2 separate regions of the Homo sapiens genome follow, and region 2 is linked to region 1. Evidence: read pairs that join two places in POLR2A ChIA-PET (ENCODE). Cell type or tissue: A673. All regions are shown on one strand.

Region 1 (8,000 bases):
AATAACATCTAGGCCAAGCACAGTGGCTCACAGCTGTAATCCCAGCACTTAGGCTGAGGTGGGCGGATCACCTGAGTTCGAGACCAGCCTGACCAACATGGAGAAACCCCATCTCTACTGAAAATAGAAAATTAGCCGGGCCTGGTGGCACATGCCTGTAATCTCAGCTACTCAGGAGGCTGAGGCAGGAGAATCACTTGAACCCGGGAGGCGGAGGCTGTGGTGAGCCAAGATCGTGCCATTGCACTCCAGCCTGGGCAACAAGAGCAAAACTCCATCTCAAAATAAAATAAAATCTAACACTTCAACTGCACTTACTATATGCGAGGAACAGTTCTAAGTATTAAGCTGTATTCATTTATCCTCAACAAAATCATCTGTTTACAAAACAAGAGGCGTGGGGTTTAAGAGGACCAGGCGTCGTGGCTTTCCGGAAGCAAGCCCAGAGGCACACTAGGAGTCACGGGCCTAGGCAGCGTCTCCTCTCCACCCGGCCACGGCCACCGCTGCCCTGTCCCTGGAGCAAAGTGACCCCCCCCCTCCAGGGCTCAGCCTCAGGATGGAGGCTCCTAGTCTCCCGCAGGGAGAGCAGTCTCCAGGGCTCCTCTTCTTTTTCCCACCACCAACTCCCAAGGATCCAGGCCCCCTCCTCTAGGCTCCTGAAAACAGCTCAAAGCCATGCCCGGGGTGGTCAGGGCTGGGGGAGACCCAGAGGCCCCTCCCCTGAAGCTCTTCAGAAAGCACAGCCCGGCCTGTTCCCTCTCCCTGAAACACCAGCTAATGCACCTCTGTTCAGCTGTGCACTCCATGCTCCCTGACCCAGCAACAGCGCAGCTCTGCACAGGGGATGCATGTGGGAGGACGGGAAGGAACTCCGGGATGCTGGTGAGGCAAGCGGTCAGGGTCTCAGTCCAGGGTGACTCCGCAGGGGTCCGCCTCCCCTCTAAGTCCCCCTCCAGCCCAAGGTTCTTTGTGCAGCACAGGGCATGGCTGCAGCTCCTCCAGAGTTCAAACACTCTCCAATTCTGCATGGTCCTGGCCCCCGCACCTCATGGAGTCTGCACACCTGTGTCCGTCACTACTCTGTGGCCGGCGTGCAAACACACAGGCCAAGAAGAAGGAATGCAGCAGCCGCAGGAGAGGCCACTTGGCCCGGACTCCCCGTCAAGCCCTCACTGGCGGGGTCCCTCAGCCGCTCCCAGTCTTGCTTTCTGCCTCTCAGTCAAGTGCTGGTGCTGAGGAGCCCAACCAGTCCCCAGCAGTCCAGCCCCTGCCCCCCACTCACTGTGTACAGGCGTCGCCGCAGTCTGGCCAGGAGAGGGAAGGAGAGCTCCAGGCCAGGGAACCGACGTGCTGCCGGCATCTCCACGCAGCGGGACCCCCCCGAGCAGTCACTGGGGATCCAGTGGCCTCGGCTCCGGAGCTTCGCACTCTGCCCAGGAGCCCCCCAAATCCCACACCAGGGGTGGGAAATGAGGAAGAACGGGGTGGGCCCCTCCGCTCTGCTGCAAGCCCCGCTGGGTTTCCACAGCTGGCCGGTCTGGCAGGGAGCAGAGCTTTCCTCACGCTGGCTGCAGCCGGGATCCTCTGTCCTGTTTCTGTCTTCTCTCCAGGGCAGTGGTCACAGTCCAGCCCTACTCCCCGGCTTCCCCACCCAACTGCCCGCCCGGCCGCCCTCCCTCTTGCCTGCCTCTCTCTCTCCCTCTCTCCCTCCCTCCCCAGCTGAGCAGCTCTGACACTGGCTGAAAAAGGACCTTTCTGAATCACTGCCAAGAGGGCGGCAGGAATGGGGGGGACTCTTCCTCCCAGCCACCCGCGCTGGCCCCCCTGCCTCCCCATACACAAAGCTCCTGTCTCTGGCTTCTACCCCAGCCCTCACAGTTGCAGACAACTCCTGGGACTTTAGGGTGGCGGCTATGTGACTCAAACAGCACGTATGAAGCAGGGCTGTGGACTCCCTCATGGACCTGTGTGGGGACGTGGGGACTAACACACAGCCTGAGTGGGAGGCTTGGACCCCAGAGGCTCCGCTGGGCCCTGCGATGACTCCTCAGAGACCCTCCCCCACCCCCGAGTCCCAGCCTTGGCTGGGTGTCTCCTGGCTCAGACCCTGATGTGGCCCTGTTACCCTGGTGCCCGACGGAAATAGGCGGCCGGCAGCCTGCCAGAGTGGGGCAGTCCAGCCAAGAGCAAGGGTAGGGTGGGGTGAGGATCCTCACCCCCTCCCCTGGGGTGGCCCTGTCTGCTGCCCAAACACCCAGGGTGCCTCCTACTCAGACCAGGTGGCCAAGTTCCCAAACCCGCTCAAAACAAACAAATATGCCCTGAGACTCCTGCTGGGACGCCCCCACCCCAAAGCTGTAGGATGTCTCCTGTATAACCCCTGACACAGACCACGGCCTCAGATTAAGGGGCCTAGAGACACTCCATCAAGCCCCCGTGGGGCCCTCATGTTTCTAGAACTGACAAATGATCTCTCTGGCCCTCCTCAAAGGGTGCCAGCTGCTCTTACACCCCCCTCGCTACGGCCCCCAGACACACCTGACAGCTGCAGGAAGCCCTCTCCAGCTCCCCAGGCACCCCCCTCCCTGCTGAGCCATGCCTAGGGAGCCCCTGTTTCTTGCACACTGCTCTCTTGTCCCTGTCCAGCTGGCCACCAGCTCAGGGAGCCTCAGCTGGCTGGAGGGGTGGGCAGCTGGGGAGCAGGGCTTTGGGGACTCAGCATCCCAGGCTCCCTTCCCAGGGCCTCTCCCAGCACTTGACCTCCCTGATGATGCCAAAAGGGACAGCCATTTCCTGGTCTAACTCCAGGAGGTGGGGAGAAGGACACCCCCAACTTCAGTCCCTCTTCCTCATCCCCCTGCCATCCAGCCCACAAAGCTTGTGGAGATGGCAGGTGTGGATGGAGTGGGGGCTGAGGTCAGGTGGACAAGATCAGGCCTGCGTTACACTGGAGCTGACTTTTCCCCAAACCTTGGCTGACTGTGCCCTTGCATCAGAGAAGCCTACAGCCTTACCCTGGCACCAAGCACACCTGGAAGGAGACCCAGGGACCGGGGGCCGGGGAACAATTTAAGCAGGGTTATTCCCTCTATTTCAAAATGGGTCTGCTGGATCAGAATGGCCAGATTAAAAACTCTAGCGTCCCCAGAAATATGTGTCTCAAAGTCACCAGAACCCCATGCCTGACCTTGGATGTCCAGTAAGAACAAGACCTGTAACTGGCCCAGTAATCCAGCTGCGGGAAGAAGCAAAGTATGTGTGGGTCAGCGCCAGGCCGGCTCCTGGAACCCCCACCCCCTTTTTTTTTTTGAGAGTCTTGCTCTATCGCCCAGGCTTGAGTGCAGTGGCGCGATCCCGGGTTCAAGTGATTCTCCTGCCTCAGCCTCCCGAGTAGCTGGGATTACAGGCCCCCGCCACCGTGCCCAGCTATTTTTTTTTTTTCCGCCATGTTGGCCAGGCTGGTCCCGAATTCCTGACCTCAGCGTCCTCGTCTCAGGTGATCTGCCCGCCTCGGCCTCCCAAAGTGCTGAGATGACAGGCGTGAGCCACCGCGCCCGGCCCGGCCCGGCCCCCTTTCTCCTCGCCCAGGAAAACAGCCCGACCTTAAGCCCCAACGCTCCTACCGAGTCCCCCTTTCTCCTGTCAGCTACTGCCCTCTGCCGGTCGGGAGAGGAAGTGCGTTCTCTCCAAGGGGAAGGGAAGCTACCCCATCCATCAACACCGTGACCATATTTTCAAAAGCAAACAAGGACATCTGGCTTGATATTCATATTCAGAAGCCTAGTAAACGGGAATGCCCAGGACATACAGACTCAGTTCTCCTAAAAGACTGAACCCCAATCCTAGCAGTACTTCCTGGACTCCCTTGGGGCATGGAAGAAAGCCCAACGGGCAGCTTTTTGGGGTCCCAGGGGATCCATGCACACACAGGCAGATGCCAGCATCACTAAGTCACCACCGCCACACCCACATAAACACACCGCTCTCTGTCCCCTGGCCCAGGAGCAGACACTCTCACTCCTGAGGCCGCCGCAGGGGGCAGGGCTGAGCCCGGCTCACAGCAGACGAAGGGGTCTGGGGCCCAGGTATCTGGCTATCCCCTAGCCTTCCCCATTACCTGCGGTCCCTCCTCGCCCCCAGCCAGGCGCTGGTAAGCAGATCTCTCCCCCATGGAGCCCCAAATCCCAGCGGCTGCGGTCAGGGAGAGAAGCAGCGCCCGCAGCCCCCGCCCCGCAGCGGCACCGGCAGCGTCACTGCCCTGCGTCCTGGGGGGCCGGGCCTCGAGCATCCTCCAGAAGTGCAGGGCCGCTACTGCGTCTCAGCCCCCATAGCCTCATCCGCCATCGGCCGGCGGCCGGGTGGTCGCGCCCCTCCTCCTGCCGGCCTGCGGCCATTCCCTCCTGCAGCCCGTCCCAGCTCCGTTCCTCCTCTCCGGGGCGCGGCTCCCACCCTCTCCCAGTGAGCCAGCTGTGCCAGCCCCGGGCTGACCCCCACCGAGAGCCGGGGCTCTGCCTTCGCCGGCCGCGGAACCGGGCTCCACTCAGCCCTCAGCCCGCCTCCAGGGCCCCAGAGCCACCAACTGGGGCCTTGGGGATTCACGAGTCCCCCGTATTCACGGTAAGGGGCCATCCGAGAAGCCCACAGCAGAGGGGCCTCCGTCCGACTCCATCTGAGACCCCCTCCTCCGAGGCATCCCGGGGCTGCAGCCCACCCCGCCCCCAGCCTGCCCCGGCGGCCACTCTGCTCCCAGAACGCCGGGCGCCCACCTGCCCCGCAGCTCGGCCCTGCGCTCAGCCGGCTCCGCGCCGCCTCCCAGCGCCCGCCTCCCGCGCAGGCCACGCCCCCGCCCCGAGGCCCCCGCGGCCGGTTCCCCGCGCGCCACTCCCGCAACGCCGCACGCGCTGTGCGCTGGGCACGCACTGACCTCCTTGACTTCAGAGCGGTGACACGAGGGCCCGGACTCCTGCTCAAAAGCCGCCCAACACAGGCCCACGCGGGGGTGCCGCGCCCAGCACTGGCGCGAGGCCATCGCCGGCACAGGAAGTCCCAGGGCAGAGGCTCTTCCTCTCCCCCGGGGCCCCAAGGCACCGCTTCTCATTCTGGTGGCATCTGAAGCAGCCACTGACTCTTTAGTACCAGGTATTTAGGGCTGAGCTCAGGGCACCTTCCCTGGGTTGGGGCAGAGGAGAGACAGATGCTGTGACCTCTCCTCCCCACGCAGCGTCAAGGCTGAGCCAGACCCTGGAAGGTCACTAGGTGAGGCTCCCTCTACGGCCCACTCTCCTCACACAGCCCCTTCCACACCCCAAGCACACCAGGGTAGGTGGATGACTGCCGGCGAGGCCCCCGAACGCCTGCTTCTATGCTGTACAGAAGCTCCTCGGCATCTTACTGCAGCTAAAGGCACATACTAGTCTTGGGAGTAGCTGCAAAGCCGGGAGACTGTAGAAGGCAAGGCAGAAAATACCAGGCCCCTCCCTTCTTGCCCTGGCTGGATAAAGGATCTGATCCAAACCAGTGCCCTTTCCTGCTTTCTCCCTGCCTCACCTCCCCCTGTAAATCTCTGGCGTCCTAGTACCATCCTATCGTAAGACATCCACAGGATCTAAACTACCTCTAGGAGTTCGAGAATCCACCCCACGTGTACACCCCCTCTGCTCTTCACTTGTCTCTTTATATCTCCACTCTGCAGAGCTAAAGGAAACAAGAGGCTGGAAACCAGCCCAGCTCTGCTGTCCATTCCCCTCTCCAGCCTCTCCAACTGCATGCGAAGTGACAAATCCACACCAAGGCGCAGACATGACAGGCAATTTCCGGCCAAGAGGATTTTTCCAAAACAATCTACCGTATTCTCAGGAATATATGCCAACCCTACCTCCCAGCCCGCCCTCTCCCACCTCCACCTACCTCTTCTCCAAGCCCTGAAGGAAAAAAGAACATACTGATGAGGAGAGGGGGGCTTACAGCTCCTCCCCCAGCCAGAGGATTATCTTGCTTCCACATGTCAGCCCCACCAAGTTTAGTCAGCCTTAACTCACCCCTCTGTGCGCAGAGCCCAGGCTTCTGGAGCAAGGCCAGGCTGGGTGCCCTCAGAACCTCATCCCAGAGGAACCTGCACCAGGCAACCCTGCACCTTCAGGTCGGCTGGGCCTGACATCACACTGGTCTGGGGAGGAGGCTGGCCAGGGCCCAAGAAAGAAAAGGGAGTGATTCAGACACACGCCATGACTGTCCATAGTCTCTCCATCTCCAGGACACGGGGGCCCACTCCCTCCCAGGGGGGCCTGGCAGCTGAGGTCCTGAGGGCAGGCAAGGCTGTGTCTGCTGGCAGTGCTAGGCCCATGGTCCAGCCCTGAAGCCTCTTCACCCCACATGTTTTTTGTTTGTTTGTTTGAGATAGGATCTCACTGTGCCCTAGACTGGAGTGCAGTGGTGCGATCTTGGCTCACTGCAACCTCTGCCTCGCAGGCTCAAGCAATCCTCCTGCCTCCATCTCCTGAGTAGCTGGGATTACAGGCGTGCACTATCACACCCAGCTAATTTTTGTATTTTTTGTAGAGATGAGGTTTCGTCATGTTGCCCAGGTTGGTCTCAAACTCCTGGGCTCAAGCATTCTACCAGCCTTGCTCTCTCAAAGTGCTGGGATTACAGGCATGAGCCACTGCGCCTGCCCACCCCCTCACCCCCCCACCCCCCCCCCACCCCCCGCCCCCAGCTTCTTAACTGTTGGTATTTCCTAAGACTTTTGAACTCATGTTTCCTTCTATTCTCCACTGATGCTGTGCTCCCTGGGGTCACCTATGCCTCCAGGGACTCCTATTACCACCTTGTGCTATCTCCATTCCTGAATTCCTGTGGCTCCAGACCCGCATTTCCAGACATTTACAGGGCAGCTCCACCAGGAGGCTGCACAGGTACCACACATTGCATATCCAAACTGGGCTCAGCATCACCCCTTAAACTCTGCTTCTGCGCTCCTGTATCCCGCTGAAAACATCACAAGCCAACACTAGCCACCCGAGGTAGAAACCACACCCCACCACGGACCCCCAACCAAGACTCCTCCTCCGTCCTCCACCTTCTCCACCAGACACACCGGTCGGGCTGCTTCAACCGCCTCAGACTTCCTCCCAACGGTGACAATGAGATCAGGAGTCAGGCAGATGGGGGCTGAAATCCTGACTCCATCACGCTCCAGCTGGGCAACTTTTGAGCAAACAACCTCTAAGCCTCAATTTCCTCATCTGTAAAGAGGGGAAAAATGGAATCCCCATCATAAAACTGTCATGAAGAGTCCACCACGGCACCTGGCTGCCTGCTGTTACTATGGGCCCTTCCCTCAGTCCTCGAGGGCCCAATCCTGGCTGGCACGCACGCCCTCTGGGCTGCACTCCTCACCTAGTTCCCCACCTCTCTCTCTTAGCATTCCCTTCAAATGTCTCTATGTCCCAGCCAAGCCAAGTGTTTGCCCTTCCCTAGACATACTCTGGGGTTCTTCTTGTTTTTTGTTTTTAAGAGACTGGGTCTTGCTCTGTTGCCCAGGCTGGAGTGCAGTGGTGTGACCATGGCTCATTTTAATTTTGAACTCCTGGGCTCAAGTGACCCTCCCACCTCAGCCTCCTGAGTAGCTGGGATGACAAGCACCAGCCACCATGTCCGGATGCCCTTTAATTTTAATGTCTGCGGCTGGGCCCGGTGGCTCACGTCTGTAATCCCAGCACTTTGGGAGGCCAAGGCAGGCGGATCACCTGAGGTCAGGAGTTCGAGACCAGCCTGGCCAATATGGTGAAACCCCATCTCTACTAAAAAATATAAAAATTAGCCGGGCGTGGTGGCGGGCACCTGCAGTCCCAGCTACTCGGGAGGCTGAGGCAGGAGAATGGCGTGAACCCGGGAGGCGGAGGTTGCAGTGAGCCAAGATCGTACCACTGCACTCCAGCCTGGGCGACAGAGAGACTCCGTCTCAATAAATAAATAATAAAAAAATAATTTTAATG
Region 2 (8,000 bases), 290 kb after region 1:
ATAAATAAATAAATAAATAAATAAATAAATAAACTGTCTCCAAATCCTTCCATTCTAGTCCAGGCCTCTTTTGAGTTAGCTCTATTTTTTCCTAATACTCATTAAATAAATGCTTAACTATTAAAATAGAAAGTCCTCTGGGCGGGGAATGGGGTGGGGGGCGGCTGCCAGGCCATGGCCAGAGGCTATTATGCACTGGAAACCCCGCATAGCAGAGGGGCAGCCCTGCACCTGCCCCTGTCCAAGGTAGGTGGGTGGTGACTGCAGGCCATGGGAAACGTCCATCCTAGGGGAGTCACCAGCCACCTGGGAAGCCAGGATCAAGGCCCTCCACCCCCAGAGTACAGGAGACAAAGGGAGGAACACCAGGGACAAGGAACCCTAGGACCCGAAGCAAAGTGGCGTTCGCTCACCCGGGAGTGCCACGTTCGTGCCACCGTCACAGCCCTCACCTCCCGCCCGCCAGCACCTGAGACCGGAGTGCTGGGGGGCTGGCTGCAGGCGAAGGAGGTGAGGGCGGATTCGTTTCTCACTGCAACTGCAGCCTCTAGAGCTGGGTGGGCAGGGTCTGGCTCCATGAGCTCAGAGCTGACCCTCTACAAAGATTCCAGGACTTGGGGGCTGGAGACATCTCTCTTCGAAAACAGATTAATCCAGAGGAGCTGTGGGCCCTGTGTTTAGTAAATTGTACTCTGTGTCTTCAGCATAGAAAGTCCTTCCCACTCCCTGCTCAGTATCTCCCAGCCCTCCTAGGAGGCAGGCAAGGCAACTCCAGGACAGTCACCCTAGTTCACAGATGAGGAAACTGGGGTTTCAAGACTGAGACATGAGCGCTCAGCACAGTCCGGGGTGGGGGGCAGCAAGGGGGTATTACTGAGCACCTCTCATGCACTGCCACAGCCCCAGACCTTACCCCACTTCATGCCTGGGACAGCCCGTAAGCTGCGGACTACTGGCCAGGTAAACAAGGGGAAGAATCCTACCCAAGATGTAGCTGATTTGAATTTGTTAAGAATTAAGGCCAGGTGTGGTGGCTCACGCCTGTAATCCCAGCACTTTGGGAGGCAGAGGCAGACGGGTCACCTGAGGTCAGGAGTTCGAGACCAGCCTGGCCAACATGGTGAAACCCCATCTCTACTAAAAATACAAGAAATTAGCCGGACGTGGTGGCAGACGCCTGTAATTCCAGCTACTCGGGAGGCTGAGGCAGGAGAATCGCTTGAACCTGGGAGGTGGAGGTTGCAGTGAGCCGAGATCATGCCACTGCACTCCAGCCTGGGCAACAAAGGGAAACTCTATCTCAAAAATATAAAAAAATTTTAAAAATGTAAAAATTATGGCAGCCCCAATTTCCAACTAAGTTATATTCCAAGGTATAGTCAAAACACATTTTCCCACTGCAACAATGTTATTTTATTTAGATATTGGGGCTTGTCCATCAAGGGCCAGTTAACCCACAACACTCCAGAATTTCTGAACAAGTGTAATGAACAGCTGACAAATATTATTACAACATCAATGGTCAAAATAGAAAAGCAATAGCATTTGATAAGAAATTACTTTTTTTTTTTTTGAGACAGAGTCTTGCTCTGTCACCCAGGCTGGAGCACAGTGGCACGATCTCGGCTCACTGCAACCTCCACCTCCCAGGTTCAAGCGATTCTCCTGCCTCAGCCTCCCAAGCAGCTGGGACTACAAGCACCTGTCACGACGCCCGGCTAATTTTTGTACTTTTAGCAGAGACAGGGTTTCACCATGTTGGCCAAGCTGGTCTCAAGCTCCTGGCCTTAAATGGTCCACCTGCCTTGGCCTCCCAAAGTGCTGGGATTACAGGTGTGAGCCACTGCATCCGGCTGACTTTTTATTTAATATCTTGAATACCTGCCTGAAAATCTGAGGCCGGATGGAAGAATGGACAGAATTGCCCCCACTCTCCTGTTCTGGAATTTAAAGAAGAAAAAAGAGGGGAGGAGGCATCACCTAGTTGGGACCAGGCTTGGGGAAAAAAGGACAGAATTTGCAGACCAAACAGGGAAGCTGTGAAAGAAAAAAGCAAGTCCCTGGCAAGCAGCTCAGCAGCTGGAAATCCCCCTCGGTCCTTGGGAGAGACAATGAGCTCCAGCTGCTCTCAACTGCGATGCAGAGAGAGCTGGTTCCCACCCTGCAGCCGTCCCCGTGTCCTTCTCCTCGCTGAGCCTCACCTCCTCCGCCTGCCACAGAGGCGAGCATCCCGCTTCCTGCCCAGGGATGCAGCGGAGAATGAATATCACCTAGGTAACAACTCACAAGCACAGTGTCTGGCTTCGGGGCGTAGGGGCGGGGACACATGTAATCAATACAAGCCGCCTGCCTGGGTGGCTTCCCCCTTCCCTGATGAAGACCTCCAGGCCGCAGAGAATGCTCTGTTCCTGGTCACAAGGCTGCAGCTGAAGGGCGGGGGAGGCCTCTCAGATTCAAAACAGAGCAGAGATGAGAGGCCTAATTCTAATTTGAGATCAGAGCCTGACAGCTGGGCAGGTGGCAGGCGGCCGCTTCCTCCCCTCCGTGGAGCCTGCCAGGAGAGGGGCTGTGGTCGTATTAAGGGTGTGAGTGGCAAGGCCCGCAGCGGGATGGGCAGTCCCCGCCATGCCAGTGCAGCTCTGTGTAAATCCTTAGTCCCGAGTATCCTCGTGTAACTCAGAGCTGGAAAGAGCCGTAGATCTTCTGGTTCCATGCTTTCATTTTACACATAAGGAAACAGGCCCACAGAGGAAAAGGGCTTTTTGTAGTCACGTGGCGAGGCAGGGGAAGCTGGGCCCAGAATGCAGGGGACCTGCCACCCAGACCCACAGCCAGGACCCCCCAACGGGAAAACGCTCGCTCGGCCACCAAGAGCATTTGATGAATTTGCCTCTAGTCTTTTAAAAATACATATATGCAATTTTATTTTAAAATGTTTTATTTTTATTTTATTTTATTTTTTTTGAAACAGGGTCTCACTCTGTCAGCCAGGCTGGAGTGCAGTGGCATGATCATGGCTCACTGCAACCTCCACCTCCTGGGCTCAAGCGATTCTCCTGCCTCAGCCTCCCAAGTAGCTGGGACTACTACAGGCAGGCATGTGCCACCATACTTAGCTAATATGATTTTTTGTAGAAATGGGGTCTTGCTCACAACAAAGCCCAGGCTGCTTTAAAATTCCCTTGCTCAAATGATCCTCCCACCTCAGCCTCCCAAAGAGTTGGGATTGCAGGTGTGAGCCACTGCACCCAGCCTACATGCAATTCTATTTTATTTTTTTTATTTTTTCATTTTATTTTTGAGACGGGGTTTCGTTCTGTTGTCCAGGCTGGAGTGTAGTGGCGAAATTAAAGCTCACTGCAGCCTCTACTTCCTGGGCTCAAGTGATCCTCCCCCCTCAGCCTCCTGAATAGCTGGGACTATAGGTGTGCATCCCCATGCCTGGCTAACTTTTTTCTATTTTTTTGTAGAGATAGGGCGAGCCACTGTGTTGCCCAGGCAGGTCTCAAACTCCTGGGCTCAAGCAATCCTTTCATCTCGGCTTCCCAAAGTGCTGGGATCACAGGTGTGAGCCATTGTGCCTGGCTGTAATTTTAAATTAATACCTAATTATACTATGCATGAATACATTCTCTTTAAAAAGTTATTTCCTTGCCTCTTGGATATGGTGTGGCTACTTAGTGTTTGTTAAATGTGTGAACAGGTGAATTCTTATTTCTATCATCCCATTCAGGCCCCAATCTTATTACCAGCTCCTCCCTGGATGCCAGCACCTCTCAACGCCCCCTCCCCTAGGACCCTCCTACCAGGACCACTGGATCAGGGCACCCAGGGGCAAGGAGGCCAGTGAGGCTGCTTGAGGGCCCCTCTAATTCCTGCCCCGCTCTTGGTTGGGGCTAGCTTTGGGGCACACTTTGGACTTTTTTTTTTTTTTTTCCAGATGGAGTCTCACTCTGTTGCCCAGGCTGGAGTATAGTAGTGTAATTTTGGCTCAACCTCTGCCTCCTGGGTCCAAGCGATTCTCCTGCCTCAGCCTCCCAAGTAGCTGGGACTACAGGCACGTGCCACCACGCCCGGCTAATTTTTGTATCTTTAGTAGAGACGGGGTTTCACCATGTTGGCCAGGCTGGTCTCGAACTCCTGACCTCAGGGGATCCGCCCGCCTTGGCCTCCCAAAGTGCTGGGATTACAGGCGTGAGCCACCACGCCCAGCCCTTTGGAATTTTTTATCCCAGCCCCAAGCTTGGGACGGGTCTGGGGCACCCAGATACCCTCCCTGTGAAGCCAGGGCCCCCCGCCCTGCTCAACTGCCTGCACACAAGCAGGTGTTCCTCCTTCTCTGTGGCTCCTCTCACCTTTGCTTCCTCTCTCCCGGTATTGGGACGTGGAAAGACATTAAACACCTGGGAGCCCCCAGGGAATAATTCAAATTCAATCATAGAAAATGAAGGCACAAGGCCTGGGCTGCTGGGAGGGCCCGAGGGCCTGGAGATGGAGGCTTGGCAGGCCCAGCACTGCTGAAGCCAAGGGAATGAGTGACTTCTCCAAAAGCAGGTTGAGTCATGCTGAACCTCACTGGTTCCCCAGTAGCAGGAGCATGAGGACCAAGGACGGACCTAGAAGATTCATGGTAGGGGCTGAGGGGAAGAGCAGCCAAGAGTCAGGAGGGTCAGAAGTGTGTCTGATCCCTTGGCAGGGTGCGGTGGCTCACGCCTGTAATCCCAGCACTTTGGAAGTCCGAGGCGGGCGGATCACCTGAGGTCAGGAGTTCAAGAGCAGCCTGGCCAACATGGTGAAAACCCGTCTCTACTTAAAATACAAAAATTAGCCGGGTGTGGTGGCGGGCGCCTGTAATCCCAGCAACTCAGAAGGCTGAGGCAGGAGAATCGCTTGAACCCGGGAGGCGGAGGCTGCAGTGAGCCGAGATCGCGCCACCGCACTCCAGCCAGGGTGACAGAGCGAGACTCTGTCTCAAAAACAGCAATAACAACAAAAGAAGTATGTCTGATTCCTCAGGCCAGAGTAAAAGAGGTTTCAAGAAAGAGGGTGTGGTCAACAGTGCCAGGTGCAGCTAATGTAAAGGAAAAGTGGCCTCCTTTTTCCCTTGACGTGGATGCGTACAAACCCTCCCCTGGGACCAAGCTCAGGGCCGGGCCACGACCAGGGGCCCTCAGGCTAGATCTGGTGCCGGAGGAGACCTGCTGCCGAGGCTGGACGGGTGAGCCTGGAAGGGCGTGGACCCTCCACCCAACCTCAGGGACAAGTGCCTGACACCCCCCTGAGCAGAAACAGGGTGGGACGGAAACCAAACAAATTGCTCCTGAAATCCATGTTTTAGGAATGTTTGGTTTTCAGCTTCTCTTTCCTGCAGCAGGATGTTTAAAGAAAACAAATCTTTAAAGTCTTCTACTCCAAAGCAAAGAGCGCTGTGTGTGCCTACTTCTGGTCTCCGCTTCAGGAACAAACCCCCTTTACTCTCTGGCCTGGATTGGGCGCAAGGCAGCCGGAGCTTCCTGGCCAAGCTGGGCCAGCAGCCCAGGCCCCCACCAAAGGCTCAGAGTGAGCTGGGCACCACCAGGCCTTGAGGCCTTCCAGAGGCTTCTACTCCAGGGCACTCTGAGGCCGGGGGCTGTGGGTGGCTAACAGACTATGCCGCCAGCTGGGAGCAGAGGGGGCCCCATCTCTGCCCCAAATCCAAGTCTGGCCAGCTCCTTCCCCTAGGGATAGATACTTGGTGGGGAAGAGAGGGAGCTGAGAAGGTCACCCAAGAAAGGTGAGCCGGGCCGTCTGCCTGGGAGTCAGAATGAGGTGGCCCATCCTCGGACTTGACCATTTCCCAATGCCCTGTTTAATTTAATTTTTTATTTTATTATATAGGGACAGGGTCTCAATATATTGCCCAGGCTAGTCTCGAACTCCTGGACTCACATGACCCACTTGCCTCGGCCTCCCAAAGTGCTGGGACTACAGGCATGAGCCACCACCCCCACCCCCCAGATAATCTAAATTCAGAGCCTGCAAAAGGCTCAGGGCCCAAGGAGAGAAAATGGAGACAGAAGAGAAAGGGAATTTCTCCCTCCAGGTCCCCACGCCTGAGTCAGACCCTCTCACTGTTTCCTTTACAACCACCGCACACCCACCTGGACCTGGCCTAAGAAAAGGAATACAAGTCCATGAAGGTTCTCCCTTCTTTTTCTTCTTTTTCTTCTTCTTTTTCGTCTTTTCTTCTTCTTCTTTTTCCTCCTCCTCCTCTTCTTCTTCTTCTTTCTTCTTCTGTCGCCCAGGCTGGAGTGTAATGACGCGATCTTGGCTCACGGCAACCTCCACTTCCGTATCTCAAGGAATTCTCCTGCCTCAGCCTCTGGGACTACAGGTGTGCGCCACCACACCCGGCTAATTTTTGTATTTTTTGTAGAGACAGGGTTTCGCTATGTTGGCCGGGCTGGTCTTGAACTCCTGACCTCAGGTGATCCGCCCACCTCGGCCTCCCAAAGCGCTGGGATTACAGGCATGAGCCACCATGCCCGGCCCATCATGTACCCTTCTGATCCTACAAGCGCACTGTGAGGTCGGCCGGGCATGGAGTTTGGTTTCAACTTCACGTTGAGATCGGAGCAGCTCTGAGAGGTCGGGGCTTCATCCAGGGCCACACATCCAGCTGGCAGCAGAGCCACCTGTCCACCCAGCTCTCCGGATGCCCGGCCTGTGCTCCCTACACAGCCGCTTACTGCCCTGCCAGGAAAAGGCAGGCAGGAGGGATCTTTCCACTCCCATTAGGGGCTGAGGAACAGGCATCTAGGAGCTAAATCTGACTGGGGGAGTCTCCCAGCCCAGACAGCCCAGGGCCCTGCCCAGGGGTCAGTGCTTTCACTTGCTGACCTCATGCCTCCACCACTACTCGGGGACAGATGAGGTTCAGCATGACTCAGGTTCAGCCAAAGGATACTAATGGGCCATGGAATAAATCCTGCCTGGAGCCCTGTTCACCTCAGGACTTGTCCTCAGACCATGGACCTTCCTCCCTGGTCACTCAGTCAAGGAATCGCAGGAGATCAGTGCAAGAGTAGCTCTGAATGGGCCGGGCGCGGCGGCTCACGCCTGTAATCCCAGCACTTTGGGAGGCCGAGGCGGGTGGATCACGAGGTCAGGAGATCGAGACCATCCTGGCCAACACGGTGAAACCCCGTCTCTACTAAAAATACAAAAGATTGTCCGGGCGTGGTGGCGGGCGCCTGTAGTCCCAGCTACTCGGGAGGCCGAGGCAGGAGAATGGCGTGAACCCGGGAGGCAGAGGCTGCAGTGAGCCGAGATCGCACCACCGCACTCCAGCCTGGGCGACAGAGCGAGACTCCGTCTCAAAAAAATAAAAAAATAAAAATAAAAAACAGTAGTCCTGAAGCCCCCAGCCCAGCACACCTGGTCTTTGCAGGCCCGAGACACCCACAAGAGTAACAGCAGCGCCTCATTCAGGAGGCTGAGGACTAAGTGAGCAAACGCAGGCCGAGTGCTTCCCCAGGCCTGGACCTCCATTAGCATTCAACTGTGTTGTCATTGCTGTCATTGCTACACTGGAGTCAGATCACTAGGCCTTTAGGAGGAAGAACGTGCCCTTCCTGTTGACAGGCCGGGCCTCTGACCCAGGCGTCTCCTCTCCGTGGGGTGGCAGGAAGGGCCCAGGACTCAGGTGGCAGATCAGGGACCCCCTGGCCTGGCCTCTGCTCAGCTGTGTGATCTTGGGGAAGCCCCGCCTTGCGTCCCCCACCGCCTTGGTTTTCTTCTTGCTGAGAAGTGAGGGAGGTGGCTGGCTGTTCAGCAGGGCCCCTTCCACTTTGGGAATCCCCAGTTTCAGCAGCAGAACTTCCCCAAGCAGAAAGCTGCTGGGAAAGTGGGTGCCCAGGTGGGAGGCGGAAGCCCCAGGGAGAGGCAGACGAAGGTGCCCTGTGCGGGCCCCGCCTCCAGCCTGGTGGACAGTGCCCTGGGTTTCCATGCCCAGACCAGGG

What was found. Peaks named below come from ENCODE experiments on the same cell type or tissue, not always from the same donor. Only the 100,000 strongest peaks of a DNase experiment are listed, where the experiment ranks them.
Region 2: POLR2A ChIA-PET joins it to region 1 with 15 read pairs; 2 of 35 experiments call an interaction of 5 or more read pairs at or near these places.

Annotation. Positions count from the first base shown.
Region 1 is chr3:195,891,126-195,899,125 of GRCh38, forward strand. The region is part of intron 1 of TNK2 (tyrosine kinase non receptor 2); the gene reads right to left. Among named protein-coding and RNA genes, the nearest start is that of MIR6829, 13 kb to the left of the region's middle. RefSeq lists silencers at 4,430-4,489, 4,700-4,979 and enhancers at 5,120-5,339, 5,977-6,776, 7,606-8,000. In A673, CTCF peaks have their summits at 3,676 (motif pointing left) and 3,875; DNase peaks (open chromatin) are centred at 3,656 and 5,026; H3K4me3 peaks cover 2,202 bases; H3K27ac peaks cover 2,068 bases.
Region 2 is chr3:196,184,621-196,192,620 of GRCh38, forward strand. No RefSeq gene overlaps it. Among named protein-coding and RNA genes, the nearest start is that of ZDHHC19, 23 kb to the right of the region's middle. RefSeq lists enhancers at 1,905-2,524, 2,525-3,143, 6,240-6,858, 7,819-7,888, 7,844-8,000. In A673, a CTCF peak has its summit at 7,474; no DNase peak of the experiment used is centred here.